2 separate regions of the Homo sapiens genome follow, and region 2 is linked to region 1. Evidence: read pairs that join two places in POLR2A ChIA-PET (ENCODE). Cell type or tissue: B cell. All regions are shown on one strand. Links, peaks and the distances in the headings refer to the core of each region. The heading gives the core; the rest is flanking DNA. Region 1 overlaps LOC107986166 (a long non-coding RNA gene). Region 2 has its middle 31 kb from the start of TPRG1-AS1.

What was found. ChIA-PET counts read pairs that join two places held together with the same protein. Peaks named below come from ENCODE experiments on the same cell type or tissue, not always from the same donor. Only the 100,000 strongest peaks of a DNase experiment are listed, where the experiment ranks them.
Region 2: POLR2A ChIA-PET joins it to region 1 with 7 read pairs; 1 of 35 experiments calls an interaction of 5 or more read pairs at or near these places.

What each region holds. Positions count from the first base shown.
Region 1 is chr3:188,001,843-188,010,892 of GRCh38, reverse strand. LOC107986166 (a long non-coding RNA gene) reads left to right here. Exons shown (of 5, transcript XR_001741061.2): 3 at 6,905-6,992; 4 at 8,314-8,478. Among named protein-coding and RNA genes, the nearest start is that of LINC01991, 30 kb to the right of the region's middle. In B cell, for the core only: no CTCF peak of the experiment used is centred there; a DNase peak (open chromatin) is centred at 4,042.
Region 2 is chr3:188,912,065-188,921,114 of GRCh38, reverse strand. No RefSeq gene overlaps it. Among named protein-coding and RNA genes, the nearest start is that of TPRG1-AS1, 31 kb to the left of the region's middle. RefSeq lists a silencer at 6,341-6,635. In B cell, for the core only: no CTCF peak of the experiment used is centred there; a DNase peak (open chromatin) is centred at 3,854; H3K4me3 peaks cover 382 bases; H3K27ac peaks cover 666 bases.

The sequences.
Region 1 (9,050 bases), core at 1,411-6,410:
GGGAATGTCTGTCCTACGCAGCTGAGATAAGGACTGAGATATGCCCTGGTCTCCTGCAGTACCCTCAGGCTTACTAGGGTGGGGAAAACCCCATCCCAGTAAATTTGAAGTCAGACCGGTTCTCTGTTCTCGAACCCTGTTTTCTGTTGTTAAGATGTTTATCAAGACAATACGTGCACCGCTGACCATAGACCCTTATCAGTAATTCTGCTTTTGCCCTTTGCCTTGTGATCTTTGCTTTTGTCCTTTGCCTTGTGATCTTTGCTCTCCTTTTTGCCCTTTGAAGCATGTGATCTTTGTGAGCTACTCCCTGTTTGTACACCCCCTCCCGTTTTGAAATCCTTAATAAAACTTGCTGGTTTTGTGGCTCAGGTGGGCATCAAGGTCCTACCGATATGTGATGTCACCCCCCGTGGCCCAGCTGTAAAATTCCTCTCTTTGTACTCTTTCTCTTTATTTCTCAGACTGGCTGACACTTACGGAAAATAGAAAGAACCTACGTTGAAATGTCAGGAGTGGGTTCCCCCAATACAGTGGCACATTTATTCATCGAATACTACTCAACAATGAGAAGGTACCAACTATTGATACACACACACCCTGGATGAATCTTCTGATAGGAATTATCCGGTTTTGACACAGCCAATTTCAAAGGGTTACATATGGTATGATTCCACTTATATTACATTCTTGAATTGACAACATTATACAAACAGAACAGAATAGTGGTTGCCACAGTTAAGGAAAGGGTTGGGGCAGAAGAGAAGTAGGTGGGCCTGTAAAAAGACAATGTAAAGGATCCTTAGGGGATGGAAAGATTCAGTATCTTGACTATATGAACATCAACATATTGATTATAATATTACACTATAGATTTGCAAGATGTTAACATAGGGAGAAACTGAGTAAATGTACAAAGGATTTCTCTGTATTATTTCTTACAAGTACATATGAATCTACAATTACCTCAAAATAAAAAGTTTAATTAATAAAAGTTCAGAGGAGATCAAACTAGGATGGTGATTCCAGGAGTGGTGGAGCTTCAGAGGAGGGTGGTGTTGGAGAAAAACACAAATGAGAGAAATAATTTGAAGAGCTACTTTAGTGGTCCTTACTCCCCCACCATAATCATGGTATCTTGGGTTGACTGAGATTGTGTGTATGCCTCTGGATAAGGGCAATTCTTGTTTGCTCAGTTACTTGGTACAAAGGATGGCGAGGGACTTCTCCACCTTGCGTCCCTTGTTGCCTTGGAGCACTGTCCTGTTCTGATCTATTAGTAACTTTTGGAGGCAAATCAAAGAGCCATTGATAGAAGGCTTTGAGGGGCTAAACTGCCCTCTCACTGGTCCTAGTATCAAAGTTTGGAGACGTTACATAAAGAAATTTTCTAAAATTCTCCAAGATAGTGAGGAGGTGGTGGTGGAAGGGTAGTGGGGATGTACTGAATGAATATGAGCTTGCCCATTGAGCCCATAGAATAAAAAGAAGAAGAAAAAGTAGGGGAACACTGGCTTCCAGAGGGAAGGCAAGATCATGCTTTTCCCTCCTTCACACCCATGTCCTTGCCACAGCCACACTCCCCTTCAAAGATGAGTCAGGGCTGTCAAAGGCAAGAGTATTATGGACTCCTGATTTGGGGGGTGAGTTTTCACAGGGCTGAGCTAACAGCTTGAATGTTCACCCTTCTCCCTCCTTCTCCTGGGGCTTCTCTCCCTGTTGCTTGGAAGCGGACTGTGCTTGGAAGGTGGCTGTCCCTGGGAAGGCCTGGGGGCTGGGGCATCAGGAGGGTTTTGTTCTGTTTCCTCCTGTAGCCCAGGCAAGAGAAGACTTGATGAGTTCTTGTGGCCCAGCTAGACAGGAGCCTGACTGAGGTCTAGGGTGTGGGCCCAAGCTTGTGGTGATGAGGTGCTCCTCTGCCTGCTCCTGCCCTGCATGGCTCCTGGAGAAGCACCCATGGCAGCTGGCTTGAGGGCTTGTATCCTGGATCTGGAATTTCCAAAACTGAGAGAGAAAGCATGAGAACAAGAAAGAGCAAGCAAGGGAAGTGTGGTGGAGAGAGAGAGACAGACTATGTGCCTTGGCTTATGCCTGTAATCCCAGCCCTTTGGGAGGCTGAGGCGGGTGAATCACTTGAGCTCAGGAGTTTGAAACCAGCTTGAGCAATATAGTGAAACCCTGTCTCTACTAAAAATTAAAAAAAAAAAAAAAAGAATTAAGCCAGGTGTGGTGGCATGTGCCTGTAGGCCCTGCTACTTGGGAGGCTGGGGTGGCAGGATCGCTTGAGTCCAAAAGGTTGAGGCTACAGTGAGCTGAGATCATGTGTCTGCACTCCAGCCCAAGTGGCAGACCGAGACTCTGTCTCAAAAAATAAAAGAAAAAAATAAAGATACAGAGAGACAAAGAGCAAATGAACAGAATATAACCACTTCATTTCTTTCTTCCTTTCTTTCCATATACCCCTTACGTTTTTATCCTGTCTTCCTCACCATCTTAACCTCCCCTTACATGATTTGGTTGTTTGCATTTTGGCCTTGTCTTGTTTTTATTTTAGCTTTGTCTTTTAGTGCTTGTATTGGTTTTTAGTAAATGACAGAAAATTCTCTAAGTCAACCCCGGGTCTTTACAGTGGGCTACGTGCTCTAATCCCCAGTCTCCACTCCCTGCATCTTTAGCCTCTCCCTGTCTCTCCCTCCAGTCCAGCCACACTTGACTGCTTACTGTTCCTTGGACATGCTAGGAGGAACCACCTCAGGGCCTTGCATTTGCTGTTTCATTTGCTGACTGCCTGCCCCACGCACCACCCTGCAAATTGCCACATGGCTGGCTAGTTCCCGTTCCAGGTCTTGCCTTAAATGTCATGTTTTCAGTGAGGTAGTCCCTGAGCATCCTATGTGAAATTGCATCACCCCTTCAACGCTCCTTACCCTCTTCTTGGTCTGCTTTATTCTCCAAAGCACGTGTAACTCTCTGACATACTCTGAATTTTACTCTTTTATCTTACTCATTGTCTGAGTTCTTCAATTAGAGTGTGACCGCTACAGGGGCGGGGCTTTTTGTCTGTTTTGTTCACTACCAAATGTGTCTATAACAGACCCTGGCGTATAGTAAGCAGTCGGGAAATACCTGATAAATAAATGAATGGAATAAGGGAATGGATAAAATTCTTACTGGTGCTAGACAAGATATAGTTTACATACGATACATCTCTAATAGTGTAAATTAAGTATATTAAATATTCTGTCAATTAATGTAATATTATTAAATATATTTAATAGTAATATTTAAACATTTCTTAAAAGTATATGACTTTGAAAAGAATACTGGACTGAAATTTAAAGAGTTGGGGTCAGTTCCGGAATCTTCAAAACAGATTCAACAGGGAAGAAGCATTTAATTTCCCTGCCTCGGTATCTACACTTGTGAAATGAGTATGATACTCTCTGTGTACCTCACGGGATTATCATGAGAATCAAATAACATATTGAATGTGGAAGTGTAAAAATGCAAAGGTAAATCACACGTATCCTCAAATCTCTGCCATGATAGAACGGTGGTATTAATGGTTAGTTATCATGTAATGAAGGAATTCAGAAAGTGCTCTTACTTATCCTCGTGGTGATAGCGACACACAGTATGACAAGAGCGCCGACTACTCTGTGGGACTTAATTGTCATGAGGTACCGTGCGGTTCTCTGAGAAACTTATCCTATGAAACCTGAGTGTCATTCGGGAGCTTATCAGCAGTGCTTCTTGAGGGGAAAGGAGAGCAGAGCAGCAGAGCCTGGCGATGTCATGGAATATTCCTTCCTTTCTTCCATTCCCCGAGCTCTGTGCTGTTGCATTTCTGGCTGCGTATTATTGACAGAGGAAATGCTGATTCATGGGTCTGAGTTATAGGAAACCTTGTTTCCTGGTGGAGAAACAAGCCCGGTGGTGCTGCCAGCATCCTCCTCTGCCAGTTTCTGCCACATGGCCCTGCTTCTGGGCCTGCACCCAGGCGGGCTGTGAAGCAGTAAGGCCAACTCAAGCGCGACCAATGAGGTCACTTTCCCTGGTGAACTGAACTAAGCTGAGACTCCTCTAGGGCCTCTGGAGGCTCTTCAGCTCTGATCTCACGATACCTTTCCAGCCCATCTCCAGCTGCTCCCTCTGGCTCCCCATGCTGCTGTCATACATGGCTACTCCCAGTTCTTTGTGAACACCTTGTATTTTCCAGTCTCTATGCCCTGGCTCATGGTGTTCCCTGCCTGGAATGGCCCCTGACCAAGTGTCGGCTCATTGAAATCCTACCCATGCTTCAACTCTGCTAAATTGCTTCTCGCTATGTGAAGCCTGCTAGATTTCCTTGTATTTTTTCCTTTCTTCCTTTCTTGCTTTTTTTTTTTGTAGGGGATTTTCAAATATACACATAAATAGACAGAATTATCTGATGAACTTCCATGTACCCTCGCCCAGCTTCAACAATTCTGATTCTTCTTGAACAGCACTTGTTCTTTCCTTCTTTGAGCTTCCTCAGCAGCTCTCATGTTCTGTGCATAACCCATAATTGCTGAATTGAGTGGGAAGAAGGTGACTCTGTGGATTTAGGGCGCTCCTTTTAGCCACCCCCCACAATAAGGAAACTGAGGCCCAGAGAAGTGAAGTGAGTTGCCCGATGTTATAAGACAGGTGGTGGCAAATTGAGATCAGATTCTTTTGAAGGGCCTCACAATCTAATTAGAAAGCATGGATAACATACTTATAACATGTATATGTTAGCAGATCTCAAGTACTACAGGGGCTCAAGTTATTAGTAAGTGTGTGTTGAATGAATAAATTAAACTTCCATTCAATTGATTAATGAGATGACCTCTTAAGCTTGGCACTGAGTAGTCCACTGGTCCTCTCCATTCTATCATCTGACATCAACATGCTGAAGGAGATTCCTGACTTCTGTGGAGAAAAATCCTATACAATTATAATGGCCAGTATGAGTTAGTGAGAAGTTTAAACTGGTAAATATTCAAAAATAAATTTTGTTTTCTTACTACATGGAGTAGAGAGTAGGCATTTTGTATCTGAAGAACCTAAATACTCAGAGTTAATTCTTACTGGAAAGGTAAGAATATAAATTAAGGGAGTCTGAAGTTCTGTGGCTTGAAGCACTTGTACATTTGATGACTTGGGAAAAAGACATAAAAAGTATGGCAAGATAAAGCAAGACATAAAAAGCCAGTCCTGGGATAATGGCAATTTTTCATCTTGATCCAGACCTATCTCAAACCTGGATCTTAGAAGTACGGCAAGGGGTCATTTGGATGTCCAGCCTGAGGTGCCCTGACTTTACTCTGTAGCCATGGGAACACAGATCCGGTCATCAGGCAAGCACCAAAGCTGTTGCCAGTGGGACAGGGTGGTGGATAGAAAATGTGTGTGACTTTTCTTCATAAAAGTGAGTTAAGACACAATTTGAGATTCTTTTTTTTTTTTTTTTTTTTTTTTTGAGACAGAGTCTCGCTCTGTCGCCCAGGCTGGAGTGCAGTGGCGCAATCTCAGCTCATTGCAAGCTCCGCCTCTTGGGTTCACGCCATTCTTCTGCCTCAGCCTCCCCAGTAGCTGGGACTACAGGTGCCCGCCACCATGCCCGGCTAATTTTTTGTATTTTTAGTAGAGAAGGGGTTTCACCGTGTTAGCCAGGCTGTTCTCAATCTCCTGACCTCGTGATCGGCCCAAAAAAGATGGCCTGAATCAGAGTCTTTCTGCAGGTTATGCAGAAGCAGCGCGTAATCACTGTATGCCTTGGCAGGTGTCGCACCCAGGCATCCACCAGGCATTCTGACAGCTCTGTCCCATGAGCTCATCTGAAGGATGGTGGTGGTCACCTCAATGCCTAGGTCACAGGGTGGTTCTGAGGTTCACCAAAGTAAAGGATGAGAGAATGATTTGTAACCTGCGAAGTGCCTCGTTAAGGTCCTGACAGCTTCATATCTGCTGTTCTTATTAGGGATAGCTAGTGGTACCTGCCAACATCAGAGACATTGCCCTGAAGGCGAGAGAGGATACAAAGAGGAGTTCTTAGAACTAGGGGTTGCATTTCCCATTTTAGTGTGGGCCAGAGACCCGGGTAAGGAGAGCACTGGGGACATTCCTGGAACTTTTGTCCCTTCCCTACACTCATCACTTTCTGTTGGTATCCCTGTGCAGATGATCATAAAATGTATCAAAATAAAACTTGCCCTAGGTGCCAGTTTTAGGGGCAGCAAGTTGAAGGGTGGGTACTTGCGAGGACATGGGGTGGTGAGAAGTGTTTTGCATTCTGTAGGCAGCCTGCAATTATGAAGAGAGAAAAATGGGTAGAATTTTAAACTTTGTGGGGGAAAAAGAGGATTTTAGGAGTACAGGGCAGAAGGATGGAATGTGCCCCTGAATTGGGCTGGTGGGGAGTCCTTTCATGTACAGGAAGGAATAAAATACTGCTAAAAGGAGATTTATGACATTCACTACAGTCAGATAGGATAGTAGATGACAGTTTGCTCTCTAAAATCCGTAAGGACACATTTCCTCCTAGGGAAAAGTATCCTTCCTCCCACCGCACCTGGCACAGGCATACACATCTATTTATTTCCTTAATAAAGTATTTCTTCAAGGAGATTAGATAGGTAAGTGCGTCCTAGCACTAAGTAACCATTACTCATCCCAAATGTGGTCTTCAGTACAATAAACCTTAATTAAACACCATAAAGGGACAGGATACTTGTTCAGGCCTCTAGGGGACACAAATTGGAACAGAACTTGAGCCCTCAACATGTCTATAGCTTAGCAAACTCATGTGGCTCAGAGCCTTCACAACAAAGCAGGAAAGGCAAGGCCTCCCTTTTCACCTACAAAGGATTCATCTTCTTCTATACCCTCTTTGTTACAGGACAGTAATGCTTCCAAGCTAGAGGCATTCAAGGAGTGGCCCAGAGAACATGTCATTCAGGGCCTGGAAGATTTCCATCAGCATTCAGGTAAAGGCCTTGGCCCCTGGAGCCTGTCTCACCAGGAGGGAGCCCGGCAGGAAAAAAACAGTTGGGTTGTACTGAGCTGATCTCATTAGTGCTAGGGTTAATCCTGAGGTTAATGTATATTCGTTAGATTTTTTTTGTTTGTTTCCTGGTGAAATATTTCCATCCCTAAGCTGAGTTACTCTGTAAACTTCGGCATGGATTTAGCTGCATTCTCACTGAAATGCAGTGCCAGTCAGTGTACAAAAAAAAGCCCTAAGATCTTCCTTTAAAAGGGCTATATTTGAGTGTTCAGGTCAGATAATAAGGCCCAGAGAAGGTACAGAAGAAATGAAGAGTCTGCACTTATGTGCCTGTAAATGTTTAACAAATGGCTCTGTGGGGTGAAGGGGAAGCCCTGTTTGTAGTATTTGCTGATTTCTGCTGTGTAAATACTCCCACTGTGCCTGATTTCAAGCTACCAATACGATGCTCACTGAATGTGGAGCTAGGAAGAGATGCCAGGGTCAGCTCTTGTGAGCTGGTACCTGTTGGCTCCCGTACACCGCTAGCCAGCAGTCAGAACAGACACAACGAGAACACACTTGGAGGAGAGGAGGAGTTGGAACTCAGATGAGGAGGTTAGGTAGGTGTGATGGTGAATGTGGGAGTGTCAGCAGCACACGAAGATAAGCAAGAGGTGGACAGGCTGAGCGGCAGCCAGCATCAAGCCAGCCATAATAAATGGTCATCCTAAGAAAGACAGCTACTATTCACTGAGCAATGCTATGTGTCAAGAATTCAGTCTGCTTTGTGATGTATTCTCACAGTATCTCTGCAAGGGTAATTTTATTCCTATTTAACAAATGAGGAAATTGAGGCCTAGAGAGATAAAGCAACTAGTCATGTAAGAAGTGGTTAGGTAAGAGTGCAAACCTGCTGTTTGTTTCCACTCTACCATCAAGCTAGGGGGAGGCTGGGAATAAGTCCTGTTCCTAGACAGGCAGGCTATGGAGCTGTTGGTGGTAGACTTTAATTCCAACAGTTTTGTAGGAATGAGGACCCTGGGTGGATTATGAAATCAGAGATAAGATGAGTCACTGGACCCAGGGTGCAAGGTCAGAAAGGGACAAACTTGATGCTGGGTCACCTGACTGCTAAATGTCCTCTCACTGAAGACAATAAAAGCCCTCAATCCTGGAGTGGAGCAGAGAATTAAGTTGAGAACTCTTGCAGTGTCAACCACGCAAGGTATCAGTGACCAAGTCCTTGTGGATGCAGTTGGGACTTCTGAGGAAATACCCTATATAGGATAACTATGGATATCTATGTTTTATATCAATAGGGGTCTACAGTCCTACAGAGCTGTAATACAGCCTACGGAAACGAGTTTGAAAATGGAAAACTATGCTGAATAAACTGCTTATGACCCAACATCATTCCAAAGCAGAGTTGAGACTATGGTATAGCCGTGCACAGTGTAAGGCATGAAGGTTGGACGAGGATCCAGGTGAGTTAGGTAATGGAAGAGGGATGTGACAAAGCGTGCAGAACCGAAAGCCTCAGGATGAGATGAAGAAGGAGTGAAGGAAGCCTGGGAATTATATTAAAGAAAACTAGAGGAAAACCACCTTTCAGGTAGAGGGTCAAGAAGGCCCAGGACTAAGAAGAGCCTGAAAGGTCTCCAGGGAATGTGACACTGGTGCAAAAGGGAAATGGAGTAATAATAAGTGGCTGATAAATCAGATTAAACTTTGCTGGTATTTGCTATCTGTAGATAGCTTATGTTCCTGAAGTTCCTTTCCTGAGTAGCAGAGTTTAATGGTGTCTCTTAACTGTCAGTATTCTGTGTGAGCATTGAGAGTTGAAAGATAGAATTACAGTGACACAAGGTGGGGAATTTATTATTCAAAGAAAAACCAGATTGAAGTGGGATGTTGTGGTTGTAGATGCCCTGTCTATGAAGGACAAATCTCCCTTTTCATTCTGGAGTGCAGTAGCCAAAATCTGTGCCATTACATGAGTGAGCCCTTTACTACAACAACCTTATGAGATAAGGTCTCCTATTCTTCCCATTTTAAA
Region 2 (9,050 bases), core at 1,412-6,411, 910 kb before region 1:
AAAGATGCTCTCAGTAGTCTGGGAAATTAGAGCCACCATCCTTTGAGGAATGAATGTGACAGCCCAAGGGTGTCTGCCTTCGCCATGAGATGCCTCTTCCTGAGTAAGTGGGCTGGGAGACAGGCCAGGTCCTTGTCACCCTACACACTCAGCCAGAGTCTGAAGAGCACCCATAGGCAAACCTGAGAGGTGCTCCCAGGGGTGGACCTACCTTAGAACCCTAGATAGAGATAGCTTCCAGGGGACATAAGGTAAAAGATTTGGTTTTCCTTAACTCTGGAAAAGATAAGCTCATATCCATCATTTTCTCGTCTGTAGAATATGGCAGAACAGCCAGGAGAATTAAAAGTGATTTCATGTGTGACAGACACTGGCAACAAACAAGCCAAAAGTAGTTTTTTAAGTGGAGGAACTGGAATTTAAACCCAGCTTTGCTAGGTGACCTGGGCTCTTCCCTTGTCTACACATGCCTCATTGCCCATTGTACTACATCATTATTGTATTGCTATAAAGAAATGCCTGAGGCTGGGTAATTTATAAGGAAAAGAGGTTTCATTAGCCCATGGTTCTGCAGGTTGTACAGGAAGCATCGCGTTGGCATCTGCTCAGCTTCTGGGGAGGCCTCATGGAGTTCTACTCATTGCAGAAGGCAAAGGGGAAGCAGTTGTCTCACATGGCAGAATGGGAGCAAGAGAGAGAGGGTGGCTGGTGCCATGCACTTTTGAACAACCAGATCTTGTGTGAACTCACTCATCACTAAGGGGATGGCACAAAGCCATTTGTGAGGGATCCACCCCCATGTTCCAAACACCTCCCACCAGGCCTTACTGGGGATTACACTTCAACACGAGATTCAGGGGGGACATATATCCAAACAATGTCATCCATCTCTTCACATAGAAATTTAAAGGGATGTCTATGGCCATACCACCCTGAACGCACCCGATCTCGTCAGAAATTTAAAGGGATGATCACTCCTCTCTTGCTTCTCTCTCTGTCTTCCTTTCTTCTCCTGATTTACATATTGCTAAATGATGAAATTATACACTACATAATTCCACAGCAACTCTGCAGCTCAAAAAAAAAAATGGGAATGGAGTAATTAGGCAGAAAGGATTCTCAATTAGGCAGTGGATTCTGTTTCTAAAGCAGTAAATGGAGAAGAGATATTTTTTTAACTGTCTCTTGAATATATTGCCAGGAAGAGATTGCTGCCTAGGAGAGCAGCAGCATAGCTCAGAACTGGAACCTTCTGCACAGGCCTTGAAGCAGTGTTTGGCAAGTAAGTTTTCTGCTCAATTCTAGATGTCAGGGCTCAGAACACAATACCCCAAAGTATGGCATTATGGTGTGCTGAGTATTTTGAACTGAAGGGGATTGGAAGCAAGGTCTTTCTGATCTTCTCCCATCTTCTTGTATGCTGCCTTTTTTTTGTCCACCCAAAGTGATGCATAGAGATCAGAATTCTTCTCATCCAGGATGGGTTACAGAAACTAAAACTCCTCTTCCCCAACACACCCGTAAAACCTAAAAAGCTCACACTCTGAGCTTCTCCCTTCTCCCTTAAAGACTGTCATGCATAAGGTACCGTGTGCTATGCAAGAGAAAAGGACAGCCACACAGATCAAGAAGAATCTGAATAGGTGCTGGGTTTCTCCCCCGAGTCTATTATCATTAGATCATACCCTTTTGTCCCATCACATTTCTACATGGCTGTCTAATCTTCATTAAATCTAAGCATAAAAATAGTTTTCCCTGGGTCTTTAGGCTTTCATTTCTGAAGGTTCCCATGTCACATAAAACATTGATTAAATAAATTTGTTATGTTTCTTCTCTTGTTAACCTGTCTTTTGTTATAGGAGTGACAGCTGTGACTCTTACAGAAGGGGAGAAAAGGGTAACACCTTTTTGACACTACATAGACCTTCAGATTTTGGGGGTAACTTCACATTTTAGGACTCTGGCAAGGCGAATGGTCAAGACTACTTGCTTTAATCCGAGATGTCTTCTTTAGTTTTCTGTTTTAAGGTTAGCCCAGGTTGAACATCCCTAATCCAAAAATCCAAAATCTGAAATGCTCGAAAATCCAAAACTTTTTGAGAGCTGACATAATGCCACAAGTGAGAAATTCCACACCTGAACTCATGTGATGGGGCTCAGTCAAAAAGCAGTCAAAACTTTGTTTAATGTACAACACTAAATATACATACACATACACACACACACACACACACACACACACACATAAATTACCTTCAGGCTATGTGTATAAGTTGTATATAAAACATAACTGAATTTTGTGTTTAGACTTAGGTCCTATCCCCCATGATATCTTATTGCCTATATGAAACATTTCAAAACCCCAAGATATTTCAAAATCTGAGATACTTCTGGTCCCAAGCATTTCAGATAAGAAATACTCAACCTGTATTGATTTTTGACTGAACTCATTGAGAGTCCCATGTTTCAGAAAGCTCTGTTTTAGACAGGGCTGCTGATTGCAATATTAAGAGTTTTCTCTTCTGAAGATGGATAATCTTACAAGCTTCTGAATAAGAACAAGTTTCCTTTCATCCATTTACTTTATTTTTTATTTATTTACTTTTTTATGCTGGCTGCAAATATTTTCTCTGCCAGGAGAAATAGGTAGAATTATTCGAGAGAAAGCTGCTCCTTTGTTTGAAAAACACATTTATCAGCATTTTGGTTATTATGCAAGGGCTGGGTCCAGGATCATACTGGAAGAGTGAGCTAAATCAATGAAGAGATGCATTCCTTTGCGTAATAACACACAGTGCTCTCTTCCTTAGGCAGAGATTTCTAGAATATGTGCATATGAAGAGACTCCTACTTCCCCTTGAAGGTTGAAAGGATAAGTGCTTTGGTGATAAGATTAGATAAGGAACTCTGTTTAGAAAGAGTAGACTATGGGAAAGAGGCCAAAGGCAAGGGAATCTCTTGAATATTAGATGGCCACAGACTACATCACTATGGCTGATTTGCAGTTTTAAGATGTTTCCTATTCTGTGTCCCTTCCATCAACCAAATCTTAAATAAAAACTGCTACACAACAGCTTTGTGTCACTGAAGCAAGAGAGAGTGAACAGGTCAGAGGTGGAGTGCTGATTCCATGATCCTAATAAAAAGGTGTGAAAAGATGACATTTGTTAGAACAGTTGACAAGGAAGCCAATGGTGACTGGTGAGAAGCTGAAGAAGGAGCTTGGAGAGTGAAATGTCAATTGGCAAGAAGAGGTAATCTTTCCCTAAAATCCTCCAAAGTATTGGATTTCTTGTGGTATGAAGGGCTAGAGGCTTGATATTTAATTTGTATGTAAAGGTGAAAGTGACAATTTAGAAGACTGAGGACACAGGGCTGAGGACACAAGTAAAGATTGTCTGGCTCAGTTTCAGTCCTGGTTAAAGTTCACAGCACCTGAAAGGTATTAAGTGCAGGAGGCTTTCCAGGCTCCTTTGTTCTGGGAAGCAGCAGAAAATGATGGAAGGTACCTGGGCTTTCCAGGGCTGGTCCTAAATTCCTGACCTGTCACCTCTAAGCTGGGTGGCCTTGCTGAATTCCACCTGTCTGAGCCTTAGTTGGCTAATGAACATTGAGTAATTCCAAACCCATAGGATACTAATAGGATGATGGGAGGTAACGGTTTAAACTGTCTAGCATACTGTAGGGAGTAAATGAAAGATTCAGTTTCTTCTCTAAGAGGAAATGTTCACATTGTTCAAATCAAAGAAGAGTTGTCATGGGGGAAGTGGGCAGATTTGTTGAACTGACTTCTGTGTGGTGTCAGAGGATGTAACTAGAATTAGTGGGTGGAAATCACAAGTCAATTATAGCTCAGCCAAAAAAAAAATACAGAGCTGTTCAATTGTAGAGCTCAACAGGATGTAAGTTTCCTGTCACTGGAGATAATCAAGCAATGGCTCAGCACCTATTTGGAGGAGATGCTTTAGAGGGGATTTCAACTATCAGTAAAAGTTGAACAGTTTCAACTCTTCAGTCATTTCCAAAGCTGAAATTCCACAATTCTGAGTGTGGTCACTTCCCTTTTGTGGCATGAGTGAAAGACCAACAGTTACTAGTCCTTTTGCAAAGGCTTGTCTCTGCCCAAGGAGAGTGAGCCCAGATGTACTAACTTTTAAAATCCTGACCTTCCTCCTTCAGCATTACTGCTATATATTGCATTAACAGAAATAGCATTGCAATCTCTCCCTAGGCCATGTGTTCTGGGAGATTGTTAGAAAGATTCCCGGCGAAGTTTAGATTGAAGACAAAGATGGGGCCTCATGGACCCCTGCATCTTTTCATGCAAAATAAAATTTGAAAGATCCCTATGATTATTTGCAATGGGGTACTGGCTTTGCCAGTGTTGCTTGTTTGCTTTTCGTTTTTGTTTTGTTTTGAGACAAGGTCTTGCTCTGTTGCCCAGGCTGTAGTGCAGAGGTACGATCACAGCTCACTACAGCCTCGATCCCCCGCAACGTCCCCCCACTGCCTGCTCCCCAGGCTCAAGTGATCTTCCTGCCTCAGCCTCTCTAGTAGCTTGGACTACAGGTGTGCACCACCACATCTGGCTAATTTTTTAATTTTGTTCTGTAGAGATGAGGTCTCACTGTGTTGGCCAGCTGGTCTCAAACTCCTAGGCTCAAGTGACCCTTCCATCTCAGCCTTTCAAAATGTTAAGATTAAACAACTGCATAAGAAAGTTGACAAAGAACACAAACAGACACTTTTCAAAAGAAGACATACATGTGGCCAGCAGTAATTTAAAGAAAAGCTCAATATCACTGATCATCAGAGAAATGCAAATCCAAATCATAGTGAGATACCATCTCACACCAGTCAGAATGGCTATTATTAAAAAGTGAAAAAAACAGATGTCAGCAAGGTTGTGGAGAAAAAGGAACACTTATACACTGCTGGTGGGAGTGTAAATTAGTTTAGCCATTGTGGAAGGCAATATAGCTATTCCTCAAATACCTAAAGACAGAAATACCATTTGACCCAGCAATCCCATCACTGGGTATATACCCAAAGGAATATAAATTATTTTATTATAAGGACACATGCATGCATATATTCATTGCAGCACTGTTAACAATAGCAAGGACATGGAATCAACCTAAATGCCCATCAATGATAGACTGGATAAAGAAAACCTGGTACATATACTTCATGGAATATTATGCAGCCATGAAAAGAACAAAATTATGTCCTTTGCAGGGACATGGAAGGAGCTGGAGGCCATTATCTTTAGCAAACTAACACAGGAACAGAAAACCAAATACCACATGTTCTCACTTATAAGTGGGAACTAAATGATGAGAACACATGGACACATAGAGGGACATAATAACACACATTGGGAACTTTTGAAGGGTGGAGGGTGGGAAGAGGAAGAGTATCAGGAAAAATAACTAATGGGTACTAGGCTTAATACCTGGTTGATGAAATAATCTATACAACAAACCTCCATGACACAAATTTACCTGTGTAACAAACCTGTACTTGTACCTCTGAACTTAAAGTTAAAAAAAGAAAAACAAGAAACAACACAACAAAGTGTTAGAATTACAGGCATGAGCCACTGTGCCTGGCCACCAATGTCTTAATCTTGGTTTTCCCCCAGAAGATAAGACGTTTCTTGGGTGTGAGCCCCAATAGGAGGGTCACTATTTATTATTCCAAATTCTGCATGCTCTGAGCTGGACTATGCCTTTGTCACATGGCTAGTGAAATCTGCCAAATGGGTAATGGGTAAGCACCACAAAGCTAAATGAATTTGATGCCAGACTTGTATGAGTGAAACAGAAAGTTTAACCAACTCTTTGAGGTTGACACATCTTCATATTTGCAGGGAAAGCAGAGCTATGAGTTTCTTGGCAAGATTCAGTCAGATTGAAATCATTCTAAGCACATGATATGAGAACTATTGACAGGAATTCACATGGATACTTACACAGCCATTATTTCCTAATTCTATTACCTAAAAATGTTTAATGCTCCTATGTTATAGTTGGTTACATGACTTTCCCAGGAAGGGATCGTGGAATCTACATGTAAAAACCAAGAGTATCAGAGATCATCTAGGTTTTACATGAAAAGATGTAGTCCAACTGGTTTAGAGAAATTAACAATGGAACTTATTTTATAAAGTCTTATGTGAAGTAACCCTCTGAGTAACATAAGTAAATGTGGAGCTGCTCTGCTGCATGTGAGTGGAAGACTAGACACTTGCAGTTGAGGAACCTAAGACAACCCAATACAGAAGTGACTCATTTAGGGTCATACAATGACAGACTGAAACCGAGGCCTTTTCTTACTTAGCAAGGAAAACATGAAGAAGCTGACAAAAATGAAAAATGAGAGGAAATGCCTAATCTTCAGACTCTCTGGAAACACTGCTCTCCAACTCTGAGAATGCATCACACGCTTCATGATTATGGTCCCCAGCTCTAGGACATCTGCTTTAGGACAAAGTGCAAGGAAATTGAGCTTTAATTGTCAGCTTTGAAATGGTGACTTAGTCAGACTGATAAGAACAGGACAAGGGAAGAACCCTTCTCATAGGAAAGAAAGCAGCAAATTTCCATAATACCAACGACAATCAACAAATATCCTAGCCTGTTCTCTAACTGTGGTCACAATGCCTTGCATTTGCATTGTTCTATAGTTTCCAAAGAACTTTTTACGTACACAGTTTAGTTTAATCTTTACAACTATCTTCATTTTGCAGGAGAAGAAACTGAGGCTTGGAGAAGCTAAGAATGTGGCTGTGCCCAATTAGTTCTTGTTTGATAATTAATTTAGGTGTTATGTAGTAAACAGAAAGAAAGATGTTAGAAATATTTTTTTGTTTGTTTTGAGAAAGGCTGTCACTCTGTCACCCAGGCTATAGTGCAGTGGAGGGACCATGGCTTACTGCAGCCTCAAACTCCTGTGCCCAAGCAATCCTCCTGCCTCAGCCTCCCAAGTAGCTGAGGCTACAGATACATGCCACCACACCCAGCTAATATTCTTATTTTTTGTAGAGATGGGGTCACGCTGTGTTGCCCAGGCTTGTCTTGAACTCTTGACCTCAAGTGACCCTCCTGCCTCAGCCTCCCAAAGTGCTAGGATTACAGGCATGAACCACCATGTCCAGCCTAGAAATCTTTCTACATATATCCAGGGATTTCTCTGGACACATTGGAGGAATGAACTGGCATATAAACCTTCCCAGTATATGAGAGATATTACCTTGACATATTTAGTAAGATTTCTATCTTCCCTTCTATCTCCCACATATCACTCAAAACAGTTATCAAGCCAAAACCACCATAAAAATGTACGCTATATATGATAATATATTAAATATTATATAATATATCTATATTAGAGATGTATATAAATATAAATTAATGTGAAAATATGTACATGTATGAAAATATTAATGTAAAAAAGTATGAAAATTTTACAGTTCAGATAAAAAAGTTCTTTTTTTCCAATTTTATTTTGGATTCAGAGGGTATATGTGCAGGTTTGTTACATGGATATATTTTGTGATGGTGGGGTTTGGCTTACAGATGATCCCATCGCCCAGGTCATCAGCATAATACCCAATAGGTTTTTCAGCCCATGCCCCTCTCCCTCCCTACCTGTTTAGTAGTCCACAGTGCCTATTGTTCCCATCTTTATGTCCATGTGTACTCAATATTCAGCTCCTGCTTATAAATGAGAATACGTGCTATTTGGTTTTCTGTTTATGCATTAATTTGCTTACATAATGGCTTCCAGCTGCATCGACATTGCTGCAGAGGACATGATTTCATTCTTTTTCATGGCTGCATAGTATTCCATGCTATATAGGTATCACATTTTCTTTATCCAATCCACTGTTGATGGGCACCTAATGCAAATCAAGACCACAATGAGATACCATCTCACACTAGTCAGAATGGTAAATAGTTCTCAAATGAAAATAATGTCTTACAGTTTCAGACAAAATAATCAACATATTTATGGTGTTTATGTGTCAGTATTAGAAATTTTTATAATATTCCATAACATTTGGTGACTATTATATGCTAGGTACTATACTAAAGATTTTGTAAATATTAATAATAATTATAACAACAAATCCCATGTTTTCTATATACCAGTTGATATGGTTTGGATCTGTGTCCCCACGCAAATCTCATGTTCAATTCTCATCCCCAATTTTGGAGGTGGGGCCTGGTGGGAGGTGATTGGGTTACGGGGATGGATCCTTCAAGAATGGCTAGCATCATCCCTTTGGTGCTGTTCTAATGATGACAGAGTTCTCATGAGATCTGGTTATTTTAAAGTGTGCAGCACCTCCCCCCCCTCTCTCCCTCCTGCCCCCACCATGTGAGACACCTGCTTTCCCTTCACCTTCCTACCATGACTGTAAGTTTCCTGAGGCCTCCTCAGAAGCAGAAGACACTATGCTTCCTGCCTAACATGCAGAACCGTGAGCCAATTGAACCTCTTTTCTTTACAAATTACTCAGTCTCAGGAATTTCTTTATAGCAGTGCAAGAACAGACTAATACACCAGTTTAGCCTGGCAGTAAATGTGGGGCTATGATTTTAGTCCCTAAACAATCTTGTACACCTACAATCCCCATAAAGTCCTTTACAACTAGTTCTGAGAAGCCTGAGGTGACTTACGTGTGCATCATTTGGGATATTTCATTTCGTTCTTACGAGTTCTTTCTTTTGACTCTGGACTGAGGCAAAACCTTCTATGCTACCATCCGAAATTCCACTGCATATGAGCTATTAAACATGCAGACATCACTCATAGTTGCACACTCAAAGCATCAGAGCTACTTCGTGCAGCCCTTCTTTACATTTGGATAGAATGATGTTCTATGGACCCCAAATTGGAGCTGCCTGGTGCTCCTAAGTAGTCAATGAAATCTTGGTTTCAGACTTTTTGTAAGCATCCATTTTCCTGAGCTTTGGCATGAGTTAAGGCAGCAGGCAGTTCAGAAGTCAATGGGTACAACACTCTGAGAATGAATAGACACT